Linked DNA regions of Homo sapiens: region 1 is linked to region 2. A link is a loop called in an ENCODE intact Hi-C map of the cell type or tissue named here. Cell type or tissue: heart left ventricle. All regions are shown on one strand. Links, peaks and the distances in the headings refer to the core of each region. The heading gives the core; the rest is flanking DNA.

Region 1 (8,000 bases), core at 1-8,000, 110 kb after region 2:
TGCAATGTTGGCTGGACGTGGTGGCTCACACCTATAATCCCAGTACTTTGGGAGGCTGAGGTGGGCAGATCACGTGAGGTCAGGAGTTTGAGACCAGCCTGGCTGACACGGCAAAACCACGTCTCTACAAAAAATACAAAAGTTAGCTGGGTGTGATTGCTCACACCTGTAGTCCCAGCTACTTGGGAGGCTGAACCTGGGAGGCAGAGGTTGCAGTGAGCTGAGACTGTGCCATTGCACTCTAGCCTGGGCAACAGAGCAAGGCTCCATCTCAAAAAAAAAAAAAGAATATGTCATGTCACAGGAATATATTCCTTATAGTTTGTTAATTAAAAAGTAGGATCCAGATGTTTGTGTAGTATAATTTCAGTTTTAGCAAAGATAAATATTAAAAACTTGGAGGAGTACGTTATGTAATACAAATGTTACAGGCTATCTCTGAGATTAAGTTAAAATTTTTCGATCCCTGAGTAAATAACTGGAGATATAAACATCTCTTACAATGGACATTAATTTGATCAGAGAAAAAAGACAGTTTTTTTGAAAAGCTGTATTACTTTATAGACACAGCTGGTATCTTTATTCTGCCTGAGTCTCACCATCTCCACTGCAGGAGGCAGCTGGGTCATGTTAAGGGTTCCTAGAGCCCCAGGTGGCACTCTTCTGTCTTCCTTGTCTTTAACATCCGGACCACACCTTGTCAGGAAGCTGAGTTTGAATCTCAGCCCCGGGCTCGCCAGTAGGAGTTCTTGAGTCCTGGGCCTGGCCTTGGACTCCCGTTGTGAAGTGGGAGCCAGCCTTGCAGGTGGCTGCTCAGGTGAGCATGTAAGGTGCATCTAGGTGGCTGGGGCCTGGGGCTACATCCTGAAGCTTACCTGCGCCTTCAGCCAGTGGCTGCTGTTTATTCCAGCAGTGAAACCCAACCGTCACATTCCTTGAAATACCTTTAATAACTCTTACCAAATTTTGAATTTTCAGTGAGTTTGACCTTGACCATCTGTTTGAAAGAAAGGCAGACACACACCCACACACACCCATGGTGAAATGCAGGCAGGATCTGACGTCCTAGGCTGAGAAATGCTGGTCTCCTCTTTTCCTATCAACACTGCCCTGTTGACCATGCAAGGGGCATGGAGATGCCATTGTCCCGGGGTCAGAGGGTTGGCAGGGAGAATTGCTGTGGTTCCGGGGCTTCCTGTGTAGGCCCCAGGGATTGGGACTGGCCTGGCTCAGAGCAGGAGCCACCCAGGGAGCAGGGGAACAGCCTTCCAGGGCCTCCCTGGTCCAGCTGCCTGGGCCTGCAGGCTCTTCTGAGGACAGAGCCCTGATAAGTGAGGGTCAGTGCCCAAGAAAAAAGGAGCATTGTTAGGGGGTGGGGGCCGGGGGAACAGCCAGGGCATTGTCGCCGAGCCGGGAGGCTCTGTGTGTTCCGTGGCTTTCCCAGCTCTCTGACAGTCACAAGCACTGAGGTTTGGGGCTTCCACCCCTTGACAGCAGGTAGGTCCCTTTTTGGCAGCTGTCAGCATCTCTCAGCCCTTCTCTGCTCTGCTCTGGGGGGATTTTTCTTGGCATTTCCAAGTTCTGGGGGCTGCATCCTCCCCTGCGGTATTGAGATGAGTGGGAGAGAATGCGGTGCGGGTTGTTGGTAACGATCCCAGAGCCCAGAGAATAGGGGCAGTGTTCCTGGGGGAGAGCCCTCACCCGGCCCCTGGGGTGCTGAGCCTGGTGAGTCATGAGGGGTGTGGGCCACAGAACGCCGGGGAGAGTGGCTGGGGGTTAGGGGGTGTGGAGAGGCTGCCACCAGCAAACAGCAAGAGCCGTGGGGGTCAAATGGGGCACGTGCTCCCACCAGCCTCTCGGAGGAGGTCACGTGTTTGTCATTGTTGGCTGTGTCTGACGTGCGGGAAAGCAGCCGTGAATACTGAGGAGCCTGTCACATTTGTTCTCTCAGCATCTTTGGTTTATCTTAAACCTCAGTGAGATGTTTGCAGTTCTTCTCACGCTGTCACAGAGCATGACCTTGTGGCCTCAACCGGATGCCCTTTAGACATTGCAGTCCACTGCACCATGTGGACCTCCTGGGGCAGGGCTGGTTGCTATAGGAGCGGCCCTTCCCAGTAGGACGGGGACAGTGTCCCTCCGGTTGTGGCCTCTGCTCCCCGCAGCTCTTGAAGTTACCGACCTTGGGCTCCTGGGACCTTGGGCTCCTGGGGAGGGGCAGGTCTCACTGACGCCACCATTGCTTTCGTAGCCCTTTCTTGGAAAGGGTGGCCTTGGGCTTGGCGAGTGCTCCTCCCACCTGTTTCCAAACTCTGAGGATGCTCCTCAGGAATTAGAACAATTCAAATTAGTCATCACGTGCCGGAGTCAGGCTGGGAAGAGGCAGCCACTTGGCACCACATACATCCACCTGGGCCTGCCACCCTTAGCCCAGGCCTTGGACCTCTCTGGTCTCCTGGCTAGGCCCTGGGCCCAGCTGGTTTCTGGTGGGAGGTGACAGGCCCAGTAACTGAAGCAGGAGGCTCTGGTCCAGACCGACCTGGGTGGGTTGAAACCTGCCTCTGCCACCTCCTGGTACCCAGGAGGGTGAGGCAGCTGTTCACGGTGCTGTCGGGCACCAGGCCCTGGACAGCCATGGTTGTTCCCATTCTGGGCCTCATGCAGTGCCTGGTAGACCACTGCCTCCCACTCACCAGTGTCACAGCAGCCAGACAGGTTTCTGCGGCCTGAGCCCCCTCCCTCCCTCCCTCCCGTCCTGTTTCCTAGGCAGCATGGCCTCTTTGGCCATTTGTTGACCTCCCATTCCCCTTGGCTTCTCAGTGCAGAATTTCCATAGCACATCAGTCTGCACTGGTGATTTGGGGCTCTCTGGTGTACATGTGCAGATATACACACCCATGGGAGATGAGGGAGGCATTCCACTGTCCTTCAAGGCTCAGCTTACCTGCCATCTCCTTTGAGTCGGCTTTTGACTGCCCAGCGTGAATACCTGTGCCTGCCTTTGTGTGCTCACTGCACTCTTTTGGGTCATTCTGGAAGAGCCTCCATTTTATTTTGCCTCACTGGCCCAACTGCCAACCATGTCTGCCCTTGAGGCCATCCCTGCTGCCCTGGTGCAGCATGAAGTCCACAGCGAGTGCCTGGTCTCTATTTGTTGAATGAATGTCTGCAACGTAATGTGACCAAGGTCCCACAGATCAGCATCCTAGTGAGCTGAGAGCTCAGGTGAGCTCATCTGTGTGTTTCAGAGGGGGTGGTGGGCAGAGGACAGCAGGCTGTTGTCCTGAAGCCCCTAGAACCTAGCGGAGAAGAGGCAGGACCCAAAAGAAGGAGGTGTGTTCACCCTGTAGGACTTGCTTTGTAGGTGCAGGTGCCCAGAGGCCAGGCCCGTCAGTGCTACCTGGGGTGGGGCTGGAGAAGGGAAGGCCTGCCAGGCCCCATAGGTGATGGGAGGGCCAGGACCTCAGGTTGGAGGGAACCACTGAATCCTCGGCCCTGTGGTGCAGGCCCACACAGGGCATAGCCCCTGGGCACTGGCACTGCCCACTGCCCACTGCCCGTGTGTGCTGGGGCCATGCCAGCCTTCTCCGCTGCTAAACTGGCTTCTTCACCCTCCCTCAGTGGGCACAGCTGCCGCTTCCATCTCAGTGTCTGCTTCTCCCTTGCTTGGTGGGTCATTATGTGCCCACTTAGCCATAGGCTTTCACTGAGTCCCCACCTTCATGCAGGATGTGGGAGGTCCCAGGGGCCCCCAGGCAGCTCAGGCTGGCCTGCCCTCTAGTGGGGAGCAGAGCAGACAGATCTCCCAGCCCAGTGGGGGCCAGCTGTGGTGGAGCCCGCCTCCCCATTCTATTCTTGGAGAGGAAAAGCACAGAAATACAGGAGTGAAGGCACAGACTGGGCAGAGGGGCCGGAGTCGCCCTCTGAGGAGGCCTGTAGGGCCCCCAGAAGAGTTTTCTGGGTCAGAATCAAGAGACTCAGGAGCCTTTTTGCATTTTGTGAGCCCAGTCACTTTGCCTCTGGTCAGGGTAGGTTTTCCAGAGCATCTTCCTGCTCCGACAGGGGGTGGGGGAGTGTTGGGGGTGGGTGGTTTGCCATGGGAACCCCCGGCTGCTGCAGGTGCTGTGTGGCTGAAGCCACCTCCCAGTTCAGTGTGCTGGGGGCAGGATGTGGGGGAGGGCACCTGGGAGGAAGGTGTCGGGGCAGGGCTTACCAGGGACCCATGGGGAAGTATTAGACGGCTTTTGGGGCTACACTTTGGATAGGGAGCTGGGGGCTCCCAGCATCAGAGCCCACTCTTTCTCCCCCATTCCTGAGTTTGGAAAAAGGCTGCCAGCTGGTGCCTCACCCCTGCCCCTCACCAGAAGAGGTCCTGTGCTTGCCCCCTGCCCCATCCTCAGTCCCCAGTCCCACAGCTGCTGTGCAGTCCTGCTTCTCTTTCTGTCTCCTCCCCTGCATCATTCCTGCCCTAGCTCTAGACCTCTCCACCTAGCTACCCCTGTGCTGCCCGAGAGCCCTCCTGTGCCCCACCACACACCCACATGCACAGGCACGCACATTCACACACTCCGTTCTCTTCCAGGAGAAACCCTCCCTGGTTCCTGAGGCCCTGGGGACCAGTGGGTGTGTGTCTGTCTCTCTCTAGCGCCTCTTTCTCCTCTCTGCCTTTCCTTAGACACGTACCTCTTACCTCCTGTCTGGCCTGGCTTCCTCCATGAAGTGCTGTTTGGTTTTCTCAGCAGGAGCCTCCCAGCCCCAAGGCTCCCACTGTTCCTCTACCAGTCCTGTCCTGGGGCCCTCACTCCTGGGTGGTCACTGTTGACTGATTACTCATCAGTGGTCCCTCTCTAGACCCTGGTTCTGATGTCTGTGCTCAGCAGGGCTGGCCCAGAGGAGGTGGTGGGGAATGTTGGGGGGCATTGGCTGTTGTGGGGCTTTGAGGAAGCCTCCTTCCTTCTCTGGTTAGGAAGTTATTGCAGCAGATCCAGCTTTTCTTATTCTCCTTTTCACAAGGCTCACAGGTCACATGGCTGCTGCCTCAGAGTCCCTGAGGCACTGCTGTGCCAATGCACAGTTGGTTTATCTTAACATCACCCACCCCAGGAAACCTCCCTTGACCCTGTCCCTAGGCCTGGCTGAGATGACCTTCGGTCCTACTCTCACCTGTAGGATTGCAGGAATAACAAATGACACTTAATCACAGGCCTCTGAGCAAAAACTGGGACCCAACAAATTTGAGTGTGCTGATTTCATTTGTAGACCCTGGGAAAACCGATGCTTATACCTTTCCCAAGCCCTGGCAGGGCATTGGCACAGATCTGCTTTCACCCTGAGTCTCTCTAGGTGTCTCTGTGTCCATGCCTTCTCAGCAGCTCACAACTGCTGCCCAGGGAGATGAAGCCCACCAGCTCCTTTGCTAAAGGGCTCACCCCCTAGAGAAAAGGGCTGGCTTTGCAGGGTGCACGATCCGATCCGTGCTGGCCTTTGTCACCCGATTCCCTGAGCAGCTGCTCAGAGCTGTGGAGTACGCTGCAGTCTGCAGAGTGCGATGGCCCCTTCGTGAGTCCCAGCAACTCACCAGGGTCACAGCCAGAGCTGGGTGGACATGTGCCTTCTAGATGAGGCTAATCGGAAGATATTCAAGGGCATCAAGCTGCCCCGCCCAGCATGGTGTGTATGTGGTCCCTGGGGGACTTCCTCCCATTGAGGGTGGGGCAGGTCAGATGTGGGTCAGTAAATTTCTGTGACCTGGCAGCATTCTCTGGAATTCTCCCAAGTGAGTATGCAAGGGTTTCAGTGTCAGCTTCTTCCTCTCTGCAAATCTCTGTGCAAGTGAACATATTAAAGTATCTGAGAAGTCCTGCAGGAAAGCTTCTGCTGCTGCTTAGCTTGACGCAACCGAGTCTTTGCAAATGATTTTGAGTACTGAACTTCCCCTTTTCATGTGATGTTTAAAAGGTTGTTAATGCTTTATTATTATTATTATTATTATTTGAGATGGAGTCTCGCTCTGTCGCCCAGCCTGGAGTGCAGTGGCGTAATCTCGGCTCACTGCAACCTCCGCCTCCTGGGTTCAAGTGATTCTCCTGCCTCAGCCTTCCGAGTAGCTGGGATTGCAGGCATGCACCACCATGCCCAGCTAATTTTTGCACTTTTAGTAGAGATGGGGTTTCACTGTGTTGCCCAGGCTGGTTGCAAACTCCTGACCCCAAGTGATCCGCCCGCCCCAGCCTCCTAAAGTGCTGGGATGACAGGCGTGAGCCACTGCACCCGGCTGCTTTGTTACTATTATATCAAATACCAGTTTGGAAAACTGCCTCAAGGAATGCTCTCTTCGGATTGGAAAGCAATGAATATAGAAAGAGTACAGCTTCAGGGCTTAAATAATAATCTATGCAGGCTTTGTAGGAGTTTGAGTCAGAGTTTCCCTCCTTATTGTTAAAAAGGATGCATAGAAAATTTTTTTGACTTGGAGAATTCTTTGCCACTTGTGGCCGGGGCTGCCAGTTGCCATTCTAGGGGGAACATGGAGATAAAGCAAACATTGAAATATGTTTTTTATTGTCAGCAAAAATAAACATCCCAGGCCGGAAGCCAGGGTGTGGAAGGGAGGAGTCTGGGGACATGAAGTCGGAATCCCACTTGGGGATGGGCACTTATTCTCTTACCACCACCTCTTGGAGCCAGACCAGGAGGCCTTAGGGGGGTCTATGGCCCTCATTAAAGCCCAGGCCCCCAGCTTCCAGACAAGGGAAATGATGGCTCGAGGTCCCACAGCAAGTCAGTGCCAGGCTCCTGACCCCTGGCCCGCTGCTGTCTTCGAAGCATCATGGTTTCTGAAAATCTTACCTAAGTCCCTTGTTCCATGAGGCCATAAAAATGGCAACTGCCATGTATGAAGCGCTTACAGCCTGTACCAGGCAAGGTGCTGACACCTCACCTGTGTTAACTTCCACAGCGGTCTCTCCAAAGGGACTGAGGCATCTAACTCCCTCACTCATGGCCTTTTGCCAGCTTCCCCCACTCTGAGGACACTGACTCCAATCGTGCCCCCACCTCTTTGTCCCCCGTCCCCTGCACCCACGCTGGCCTCCTCTGCTCGGGACCCCTGCACTTGCCTTCTTCTTAGTTCAGAACATTCTTCCCCAGGTCTCTCCTGGGCCTTCTTCTTGCCCAGGCCTTCCTTAGAGAGGCCTTGGATTCATTTGCCAGTGCTGCTGTCACAAAGGGCCACAAACTGGGCAGCTTAAATAGCAGAAATGCACCCCTCCCAGTTCCGGAGGTGAGAAGTCTGAGATCCCAAGTGGGGCTCCTTCCGAGGCAGCGGGGCCTGTTCCAGCCATCTCTCCCTGCTGGGGGTGGATTGCCAGCCATCTTTGGCGTTCCCGGGAATGTAGAAGTACCGCCCTCATCTCTGCCTTCATCTCCTCACGATGTTCCTCCTTTGTGCGGGTCTGTGTCTAAATTTCCCCTTTTTATAGGAGCACCAGTCATCGTGGACTAGGGACCTACCTGCTCTGGAATGACCTCATCTTAACAAAGGTCATCTGCAAAGACCCCATTTCCTAACCAGGTCACGTTCTGAGGTACTAGGGGTTAGGACTTCAACATACCGTTTTTTGGGGACACAGTTTAGCCTGTACCAGGCCTTCTCTGACGAGTGCCCCCCTTTCCTATCATGCCCTCTGCACTTCATTGATGTTGCAGCCCTCGGTGGTGCCTCCAGTCGCTTCCTTTGCTTGTTTGTTGTCTGTCTCCCACACTAGGCTGTGAGTATGAGCACTGAGGACAGGGACCTGGCGGTCATCTTCACGTTGCATCTTCAGAGCTTGAGCAATGCTAGGCACAAACTTACTCTGTTCACTTAATTACTCAATGAATGAGTGCATGAATGAATGAATGAATGAATGAAAGAAAGAAAAGAAAACAAGTCCTGTTGTCTTTCCCATGCATCACTCACACAAACTGAGGCTTTGAGAAAACCAGAGGAGAGTAAAGAA
Region 2 (10,572 bases), core at 2,573-10,572:
CTTCTTGTACGTCCAGACTCTTTCATGCTACCCCATCTCCATGCCCTGGCCCCTTAGCCTTCTCAATCTCTGGCCCAGACTCTGCTTAATGAGCTGTCGATCGTTTGCAGAATCTGATAAAGATCATGGACTTTCTCGCGCAAGAAACACACAGACACAAAATCATATGCATGTTGTTTCAAGATATTCATGGACCAAATATCTTCTTTACTCAGAAGTCTTTCCTGCATCCTGTGTGTCCCACTCTACCCCAAGCATGCTTCTATCTCAGGATTTAGCATTTTCAAATTTATGTTGATTTTCAAGTCCTTTACTACACTGGAGCTTCTCAGGGGAAGCACCTATTATTGTGTTAGTTATGAGTACAAGGATGACTGAGGTGTGATTGAGGTGTGTACCAACATCTAATTTCTAATCATGAGCTCATGGTGGCCGGGCGCAGTGGTTCACGCCTGTAATCCCAGCACTTTCGGGGGCCGAGGTGGGCGGATCACTTGAGGTCAGGAGTTCGAGACCAGCCTGGCCAACATGGTGAAACCCCATCATCTCTACTAAAAATACAAAAATTAGCTGAGCATGGTGGTGCATGCCTGTAATCCCAGCTACTCAGGAGGCTGAGGCAGGAGAATTGCTTGAACCCAGGAGGTGGAGGTTGCGGTGAGCCGAGATCACGCCACTGGACTCCAGCCTGGGTGATAGAACGAGACTCTGTCTCAAAAAAAAAAAAAAAAAAAAAAGAGATCACAGTGTAGCTACAGCCACAGCCCAGCTGTCTAAGCACAAAGGTGCCATTGAGGATGGCATTAGCATTGGTAAGGGACGAAGATTCCAACCAAAGATAGGCCTGGCACACGCAGAAGTGGGGGAGGAGGAGTCACCATGGCCAGTATATTCCCAGCATCCGTGGGATGAGGGGGCTCAGGGTGTGGGGAAGTGCCTTGGGCGAAGGAAGAGGAGCACCTCAAATATGGTACCAGGGGAAGAACCTGTACTTTGGGGTCTCAGAGATCTAGGTTCCCATTCTTGCTCCATCCCTTATGGCTTATAACTGTGAGCAAGTCACTTTGTCTTTCTGAGATTTAGTTTTCTCGCCCGTCAAAACATACTTTATTGCCAGGCATGGTGGCACACGCCTGTAGTACCAGCTACTTGGGAGGCTGAGGTGGGAGGATCTCTTGAGCCCAGGAGTTTGAGGCTGCAGAAGAATTTGAGGACCATGTTTGCTCAGTCCCCTGTATGAACCCATCCTCTGCCCACACAGGTCTCTTCCTCCTGCCTGACTCCCCAGATAAGCTGGCCGAGTCCTCAGACGTGACCAGGGGAAAGGGAAAGAGACCAAAGTCGCAAGTTAAAATAGTATCAATCTGGCCGGGCACCATGGTTCACGCCTATAATCCCAGCACTGTGGAAGGCCTAGGCGGAAGGATCGCTTGAGCCCAGGAATTTGAGACCAGCCTGGGCAACAAAGTGAGACCCATCTCTACAAAAAATAAAAAAATTAGCTGGGCCTGATAGCATGTACCTGTGGTCCCAGCTACTCAGGAGGCTGAGGTGGGAGGATCACTTGAGACTGGGAGGTCGAGGGTGCATAAGCCATAATCGCGCCACTGCACTCCAGTCTGGGTCACAGAGCGGGACGCTGTCTCAAACAATTTTTAAATGAAATAGTCTCAACCCCTCTGCTCCCCTTGCCCATCAAATAGCCTCCTCCTTACAATATGGCTTCCCATTTAGCCTGCTTATAGGTGCAACATGAACCGACCTCCTGGAGAAAACATGGGGCCTCGGGGAGGATGGAATATTGAATTTGTGTCCTGCCTGTAGAAAGAAGGTAATGGAAGGGGCTGAACTGCCGTACACCTTTGAAGAAGGCTGAAGGTACGAAACCTGAAGCTTCTCCAACACCCCCAGGGTGGGCGTCCAACCGCTTCTAGGGTGCCTGATGCTAAGGTAGCTGCTCTTCGAGAGCAACCAACCAACCCCCTTCTTTTTGTTTTGTTTTGTTTGAGACAGAGTCTTGCTCTTGTCGCCCAGGCTGGAGTGCAATGGCATGATCTCAGCTCACTGCAACCTCTGCCTCCTGGGTTCAAGTGATTCTCCTGCCTCAGCCTCCAGAGTAGCTGGGACTACAGGCACCCCCACCATGCCTGGCTAATTTTTGTCTTTTTAGTAGAGACGGAGTTTCACCATGTTGGCCAGGAAGGTCTCGAACTCCTGACCTCAGGTGATCCACCCGCCTCAGCCTCCCAAAGTGTTGGGATTACAGGTTTGAGCCACCGTGCCTGGCAACCCCCTTCTTTTAACTCTATCCTCAAGTACCACTGCAATGACTAAAGCAACGTCTATCACCTTGTGTTAGCATGACTCGATGTGCCAGGCATTGTGTGAGAGGTTTTGTGTATATGATCTCTCTTTTTTTTTTTTTTTTGAGACAGGGTCTCACTCTGTCACCCAGGCTGGAGTGCAGTGGCATGATCATGGTTCATTGCAGCCTCAGCCACTCAGGCTCAAGTGATTCCCCCACCCCAGCCTCCCAAGTGGCTGGGACCACAGGTGTGTGCCACCACACCTGATTAATTTTTGTATTTTTTGTGGAGACGGAGTTTCACCATGTTACTCAGGCTAGTCTTGAATCCCTGGGCTCAAGTGATCCTCCCCCTTTAGCCCCTCTAGTAGTTGATACCACAGGTGTGCACCACCATGCCTGGCTAATTTTGTTTATTTAACATAGAGACAAGGTCTCACTATGTCGCTCAGGCTGGAGTGCAATGGTGTAATCCCACAGCCTTGAACTCCTGCGTTCAAGGGATTCTCCCGCCTCAGCCTCCCGAGTAGCTGGGACTACAGGCACGTACCACCATGCCCAGCTAATTTTAATATTTTTAGAAGAGATAGGGTTTTGCCATGTTGTCCAGGCTGGTCTCGAACTCCTGGGCTCAACCAATCCTCCTGCCTCTGCCTCCCAAATTGCTGGGATTCCAGGTGTAAGCCACCGTGCCCGGCCTGTTACCTCTTCTGAGTCCTCACAGCACTAGTAGGAGGAGGCACTATTATTGTCCCTGTTTTCTAGATGAGGATACTGAGTCTAGAGAAGTGGAGGAACCTGCCCGAGGTCACAGGGCAAACATTAATTTGGGAATTCTCCAAGTCCAGCGCTACTGCCCTGTTCCCCACTGCGGTGCTCCTTTGACCTCCCGCTGCCTGTCTGAGGCTGCCCATGCTCTGGCTAGTTCTGGCTTTGTCCAGGAAATAAAGCCCCAGGTTCACAAATGATGTCAGTGCCAAGCTTTTTCAAAAGGTATTATTATGTAATATTTAACACATACAAGAGAAAATATGTCACATATATGTAATTCAAAAAACATAACAATAACAACAGTTCCCCTGCCCCTCAAACCTACCTCCCAACTTAAAAATATACTAGTAAGTTTTCAAAAAACCTTTCATCTTTTGTGTTTTTAGAGATCTGTTGTGTTTTCAAAATGTGAAACCTTTCTCAATATAACCTTCTAACTGGAAACCTGAATATCCCCTGTGGGTTAGCCAGCTGTCTCCCTCTACCATCTTTTCCTGGAGGGGTAGGTGCTTGACTGCAGTATTTTTTTAAAAATTTTTTTTAACTTTAAAATTTAATTTTTTTTTAAAGAGATGAGGGTCTTACCAAATTTAATTATTTTTTAAAGAGATGGGGGTCTTACTAAATTTAATTATTTTTTAAAGAGATGGAGTCTTATTAAATTTAATTATTTTTTAAAGAGATGGGGGTCTTACTGTGTTGTCCAAGCTAGTCTCAAGGTCCTGGGCTCAGGCCATCCTCCTGCCTCAGTCTTTCAAGTAGCTGGGACTATAGGTATGTGCCACCATGCATTTTTTTTTTTTAATCACACTTCTGTCAGCAAATTCTGTGGGTCTGACCTTGAAAATATATCACAAATCCAACCGTCTCTTCTGCCCTGATCTAAGTCACAATATGGCTGGACTCCTGCAGTAATCTCCCAGGCATTCTCCATCAGGCAGCTGTGGTGAGGTTTTTTTGTTTTGTTTTGTTTTTTAAAAAGAAAAAAAGGAAATTGGTCCAGGCTCAGTGGCTCACACCTGTAATCCCAGGACTTTGGGAGGCCGAGGCAGGTGGATCACCAGGTCAGGAGTTCAAGACCAGCCTGGCCAACATAGTGAAACTCCGTGTCTACTAAAAATATAAAAATTAGCTGGGTATGGTGGTGCACACCTGTAGTCCCAGCTACTCAGGAGGCTGAGGCAGGAGAATCGCTTGAACCCGGGAGGCAGAGGTTGTGGTGAGCTGAGATTGTGCCACTGCACTCCAGCCTGAGCAACACAGCAAGACTCTGTCACAAAAAAGAAAAAAAAAAAAAAGAAATGGGCCGGGTGTAGTGGCTCACACCTGTAATCCCAGCACTTTGGGAGGCCAAGGTGGGTGGATCACCCAAGGTCAGGAGTTTGAGACCAGCCTGGCCAACATGGTGAAACCCGGTCTCTACTAAAAATACAAAAAGGTATCCAGGCATCATCCCAGCTCCTCCAGAGGCTGAGGCAGAAGAATTGCATGAACCCAGGAGGTGGAGGTTGCGGTGAGCCCAGATGGCGCCATTGTACTCCAGCCTGGGCAAGAGCAAAACTCTGTCTCAAAAAATAAAAAAATAAACAAAAAAGGAAATCAAGGGCCGGGTATGGTGGCTCACACCTGTAATTCCAGCACTTTGGGAGGCCAAGGTGGGAGGATCGGTTGAGCCCGGGAGTTTGAGATCTACCTGGGCAGCACAGCGAGACTTCATCTTTGCCAAAAAAATAAAATTAGCCAGGCATGGTGACAACTGCCTGTGATTCCAGCTACTCAGGAGGCTGAGGTGGGAGAATTGCTTGAACCCAGGAGATCGAGGCTGCAGTGAGCTGTGATTGCGCCACGGCACTCCAGCCAGGGCGACAGAGCGAGACTCTGTTTCAAAAAAAGGAAATCAGATGATGTTTCTCCCTGCTTGGTCCTGACCCTGGGACACACCTGTCCTGCTAGTTCAACACTGAATCCTCAGCACTGACCAAGGAGATGGGAAGAGAGTTCCTGGTCTGGCCACAGTTGACAAGGCCTTATGGTGCTTCCCTCTTTCCCTGCAGGAGATGAGCTGACACTCACTGTTCCCTTTTTCCAGAAGCCTTTCCCAGACATGCTCATGGCTCATGCCTTCCTCCATTTGCCTCTGCTCATTGGCACATCTGCCCTGACCTCTGACCTGCTCGACCCCTTTCCACTCCCCTGGTTCTCAGCCCACCACCGGTGAGATCAAATACGCCCTTTTTATAACACATAGTAATGTGCCCTCCCCTTTAAAAGCATGAAATAAATTCACAGGCAATAAAATCTACCTAAGCATACACTTTAAAAAATCAATAGGATGTAGTGTAATTTATGGAAGAAAGAAAAGGAAATTAAGTTTTAAAATTTTATTTATTTATTTATTTGAGACAGAGTCTTGCTCTGTTGCGCAGGCTGGAGTGCAGTGGCATGATCTCAGCTCACTGCAACTTCCACCTCCCCGGTTCAAGCAATTCTCCTGTCTCAGCCTCCCGAATAGCTGGGACTACAGACACATGCCACCACGCCCAGCTAATTTTTGTATTTTTAGTAGAGATGGGGTTTCACCATATTGGTCAGGCTGGTCTCCAACGCCTGACCTCAGGTGATCCACCTGCCTCGGCCTCCCAAAGTGCTGGGATTACAGGCATGAGCCACTGAGCCCAGTCAGGAAATTAACTTTTTTTTTTTTTTTTTGAGATGGAATCTCACTCTGTTGTCCAGGCTGGAGTGCAGTGGCATGATTTCAGCTCACTGCAACCTCTGCCTCCCAGGTTCAAGCAATTCTGCCTCAGCCTCCTGAATAGCTGGAATTACAGGCATGCGCCACTACACCCGGCTAAGTTTTGTATTTTTAGTAGAGACAGGGTTTCGCCATGTTGGCCAGGCTGTTCTCAAACTCCTGACCTCAGGCAATCTGCCCGCCTTGGCCTCCCGAAGTGCTGGGATTACAGACATGAGCCACTGCGCCTGGCGGAAATTAACTTTTAATAATTGAATACATAACTTCAGTAAATGAATGCCCTGGTGGCTATCTGCAAATATGCGTAGACTGATAGAGATTGTGAGATGTTGACTTGAAATCGGCAGAGACGTGATTTCCTAAAACAATAAAAAACTCTCGGTGGAGTCCCAAACAAAACGAAGTACAGCCTTCCCTCCATATACAAAGTTCTTGAATTCCTGGAAATTCACTGAGTGATAAATCTGTGTACAAAATACTTCGTGCTTGATTATAAAACCAAGTGAGGGGCAGGGCGCGGTGGCTCACGCCTGTAATCCCAGCACTTTGGGAGGCCAGGGTGGGTGGATCATGAGGTCAGGAAATCGAGACCATCCTGGCTAGCATGGTGAAACCCCGTCTCTACTAAAAATACAAAAAAGTAGCCAGGCGTGGTGGCGGGCGCCTGTAGTCCCAGCTACCCGGGAGGCTGAGGCAGGAGAATGGCGTGAACCAGGGAGGCGGAGCTTGCAGTGAGCCGAGATCGCGCCACTGCACTCCAGTCTGGGAGACAGCGAGACTGTCTCAAAAAAAACCAAAAAACCAAAAAAACAAAAACCAAGTGAGGTTCTAGGCTCAAATACTTACAAACAGAATTTTCACATGCATGGATGTCTGCTGAGACATTCTAAAGTCACGTGAGGAGATCAGTTTTCATCTCCTCACCTCTCCAACTATCTTGTGCATCGCAGCATGTCTGGCTTGTCTGACTCCAGCCAGCTGAGTGCCTGCTGTGCCCCCAGTCAATGGGACAACTAGAAAAAAACCTATAGAAATTTAAAAAATGTACACTAGGCGGCGCTGCCACCCTGGGCGAGAACCATATCTAGGCCCTCGTTTTATTCTGTTTCTCCTCACCCATCACTGACCACGTGAGATTGCAGTCTGCATTTTTTGTTTGTGTATGGCTTGTTTCCACGACTAGAGTGTGGGCTGCAGGAGGGCAAGGCTTTGTTTCTTTCTGTTTAAAAATGATGTGTGTGTGTATGTGTGTATGTGTGTTTATATATTTGTGTGTGTGTGTGTGTGTGTGTGTATATATATATATATACATATACTTTTTTTTTTTTTTTTGGTGAGACGGAGTCTTGCTTGTCACCCAGGCTGGAGTGCAGTGGTGCCATCTCGGCTCACTGCAACCTCTGACTCCCGGGTTCAAGCGATTCTTCTGCCTCAGCCTCCCAAGTAGCTGGGATTACAGGCATGTGTCACCACGCTAGGCTAATTTCTTTTTGTGTTTTTAGTGGACACGGGGTTTCACCATATTGGCCAGGTTGGTTTCGAACTCCTGACCTTGTGATCCAACCCCTTCAGCCTCCCAAAGTGCTGGGATTATAGGCATGAGCCACGGCGCCCAGCCTATATTTTTGTATTTTAAAAGCCGGATATATTTGTAAAAGATCATGCTTACAATCAGTAAATTACGTAGTAAAGAAACATCAAAATAAAGTAGATGAATAAAAGGCACACTCGAAAAATCCGAGAGCAGAAAAGACAGTTCTTTTTGTTTTATTTCTAATGTAGGCAGAAAGAAAAAGAGATATGTTAAAATTATTTTTTTCAAGAGAAGTTTTCTGTCAGTTGGAGTAATTAGCATTGGCTTCTTTTTGCCTGTGTCTAAAGCAGGATTTTCCTGCACTGGCTTCTGAGGAGGTTCAGCCTTCTGCCATGTGTGCCTTGATAGGCGACGGCCACTGCTGACATGGCAGGGATCACTCAGTTGGTCCACCAACTGGAGCTAGAATCAACAGCAGTGATAAGAGTTTCCGAAGCTTGTTTAACTTTGGTCTGTCGTCTGGATGGGGCTCCTGAATGATATATGTTTTGGACAATTCCATGGCATCTCAAAGATGCCCGACATCCTCAAAATTCTCAGTAGCGTCACCTCCAGCTTGTTCCCTTAAGACTTCTTCCCCACCAGAATGCTCTTCCAGAAATTTGGTCAAATAGTACACTTGTGGTGCAGAATCAGTCAGGTGCTCTTGCTGTCGTTGTGCTTCTGAATCTCCTCTAGGGTGTAGTACTTCACGGCCTCGTCCAGCTGCTCGGCCGTCTCGGTTGGCTGCGAGCCAGGCCCAGCACACACAGCCTCGTCGGGTGGAGTAGAGCTTGTGACTCCGCCAGCTCCACCTGGGACATTCCCCTCGCCAGGCACCACACCAGGGGCTGGGCGGCCGGCTCAGGGGCGGGGCGACGTAGAAGCACATATGTATATATATATTTTAGAAACAGGGTCTTACTATGTTCCCAGGTTGGTCTTGAACTCCCGGGCCCCAGTGACCCTCCTGCCTCGGCCTCCCAAAGTCTCAGGATTACAGGCGTGAGCCACTGTGCCTGGCCAAGGTTTTGTTTCTTCCGCTGGTGTACCCCCAATGCCAACAACAGTGCCTGGCAATGACTGGGCTCGCCAAGGGGGAGTGGATAAATGAGTGGTATCCAAGCCCTCCCTAGTTTCCATCCTTAGAACTCTACGTTAAAGAGTGTTCGGAATCAGTTCTTTTTCTTTTTTGAGATGGAGTCTTGCTCTGTCGCCCAGGCTGGAGTGCAATGGTGCGATCTCGGCTCACTGCAACCTCTGCCTCCTGGGTTCAAGTGATTCTCCTGCCTCAGCCTCCTGAGTAGCTGAGATTACTCAAAGTGACCTACCTTCAGTCACTTTTAAATCCAACTCCCAATTTTGGACAACATAGAGATTTTTGAATCTCTTTCTTTGCTCACATTGTGTTTTTGTTTTATTTTGTTTTTTTGAGATGGAGTCTCACTCTGTTGTCCCACCATGATCTCGGCTCACTGCAACCTCCACCTCCCAGGTTCAAGCAATTCTCCTTCCTCAGCCTCTCAGGTAGCTGGGATTACAGGTGTGCACCACCATGCCTGGCTAATTTTTGTATTTTTAGCAGAGACAGGGTGTTTACCATGTTGGCGAGGTTGGCCTCAAACTCCTGACCTCAAGTGATCTGCCCGCCTCAGACTCCCAAAGTGCTGAGAGTACAGGTGTGAGCCACCGTGCCTGGGCTCACATTGGTTCGATTTTACTCTGACAATGGTTCCTGCCAGCCAGGCACTGCACCAGTACTGCATAAGCGTCCTCTCATTTGATCCTCCAGGAACTCCCTTCGGTTAGGCACTGTCATTATCCTCACTTGACAAATAAGGAAACTGAGGCTCAATAGAGAGGCTGGGCAACTTTATCAATGTCACACCCACTGAGCGCAAGGCCTGGGTTTTGAATACCAGGCCCTCGCTGTCCATGCGCAGAACCACCGGGCTATATACCCCTCTGGACGCACTTTAGGCAGATCAGTGTGTTACAGTCGAGAGAAGTCTAGTCTAGGAGCCAGAAGACCTGGGTTCAAGGTATTAAGTCGGCCACTGGCTGGCTGTGTGACTTCGGGCGGCCCCTTAACCTCAGCTTCCTAGCTTCCTCATCGACCAAGTGAATAAGGAAGAACCGGCCAAGGCTGGGCACAGTGGCTCACGCCTGTAATTCCAGCACTTTGGGAGGCCAAGGCGGGTGGATCACCTGAGGTCAGGAGTTTGAGACCAGCCTGGCCAACATGGTGAAGCCCCATCTCTACTAAAAATACAAAAATTAACGGGGCATGGTGGTGCATGCCTGTAATCCCAACTTCTCAGGAGGCTGAGGTGGGAGGATCTCTTTAACCCAGGAGGTGGAGGTTGCAGTGAGCTGAGATTGTGCCACTGCACTCTAGCCTGGGTGACAGAGCAAGACTCTGTCTCAAAAAAAAAAAAAAAAAAGGAAGAACCAGCCAAAAAGACAAACTGGACCCAAGGCTGCATGGACTGCTGTATACCTCCTCAGGAGGGAATTCAGCTCTGCTCTGAGCCAGCCAGGGGGCCAGGCATGCCCAGGATGTCCTGGAGAAGGCCCTGAGGACAACATCCACATGGGGGAGGGGCTTCCACTGGAGGGACAGGGGACTGTTCCGGCCTGAAGAGAGAGGACCAGCGGGTGGGTGGGTGAGAAGGACCTTCCAAGGGAGGAAAGTTCGCCGGTTTTCCACGTGTCCTGACATGACCCGGCACTCCTGAACAACAGCCAGAGACAGGGATGGAGGGCAATGTTAACACTCCTCAGGGCGGCCTCCGTCTTAGGTTAGAAGATAAAAAGATCTGATGCCACCCTGAGGGAATCGAAGGCTAGGCACAAAGGGAGGAAGAACTTTCTGTAAGCCAGGGGTATGGATACAGAATGGGGGGCCATGGTGGAGAGAGTGCTGGGGTGAGTAGAGGCATGTCAGGAAAGTTGTCCAGAAGCTTCAAGCCAGGCTTTCCAACATGAAGATGCTATTTGCATATAACCTATGCCCCCTCCACATACACACACACAAAAGACCAAGATGCCTTTCCCTCCTCTTCCCACTAGACCTTAAAAATCCTTTGCGGGCTTTCCTAGGCACGACATGGAGGAAGCTGCTGTGATCTATTCCACCAACCCTGCTGGGGCCAGGCCTGCCTGGAT

The links. Peaks named below come from ENCODE experiments on the same cell type or tissue, not always from the same donor. Only the 100,000 strongest peaks of a DNase experiment are listed, where the experiment ranks them.
Region 1: a loop joins it to region 2, with 2.2 times the contacts of the local background. A loop is called at or near these places in 10 of 110 quality-filtered maps.

The regions. Positions count from the first base shown.
Region 1 is chr14:93,030,344-93,038,343 of GRCh38, reverse strand. The region is part of intron 3 of ITPK1 (inositol-tetrakisphosphate 1-kinase); the gene reads left to right. Among named protein-coding and RNA genes, the nearest start is that of ITPK1-AS1, 33 kb to the left of the region's middle. RefSeq lists an enhancer at 3,234-3,929. In heart left ventricle, for the core only: a CTCF peak has its summit at 3,785 (motif pointing left); no DNase peak of the experiment used is centred there; H3K27ac peaks cover 2,335 bases.
Region 2 is chr14:93,135,665-93,146,236 of GRCh38, reverse strand. It overlaps the pseudogene CYB5AP3. Among named protein-coding and RNA genes, the nearest start is that of ITPK1, 25 kb to the right of the region's middle. RefSeq lists an enhancer at 7,674-8,173. In heart left ventricle, for the core only: CTCF peaks have their summits at 6,877 (motif pointing right) and 8,085; DNase peaks (open chromatin) are centred at 6,901 and 8,176.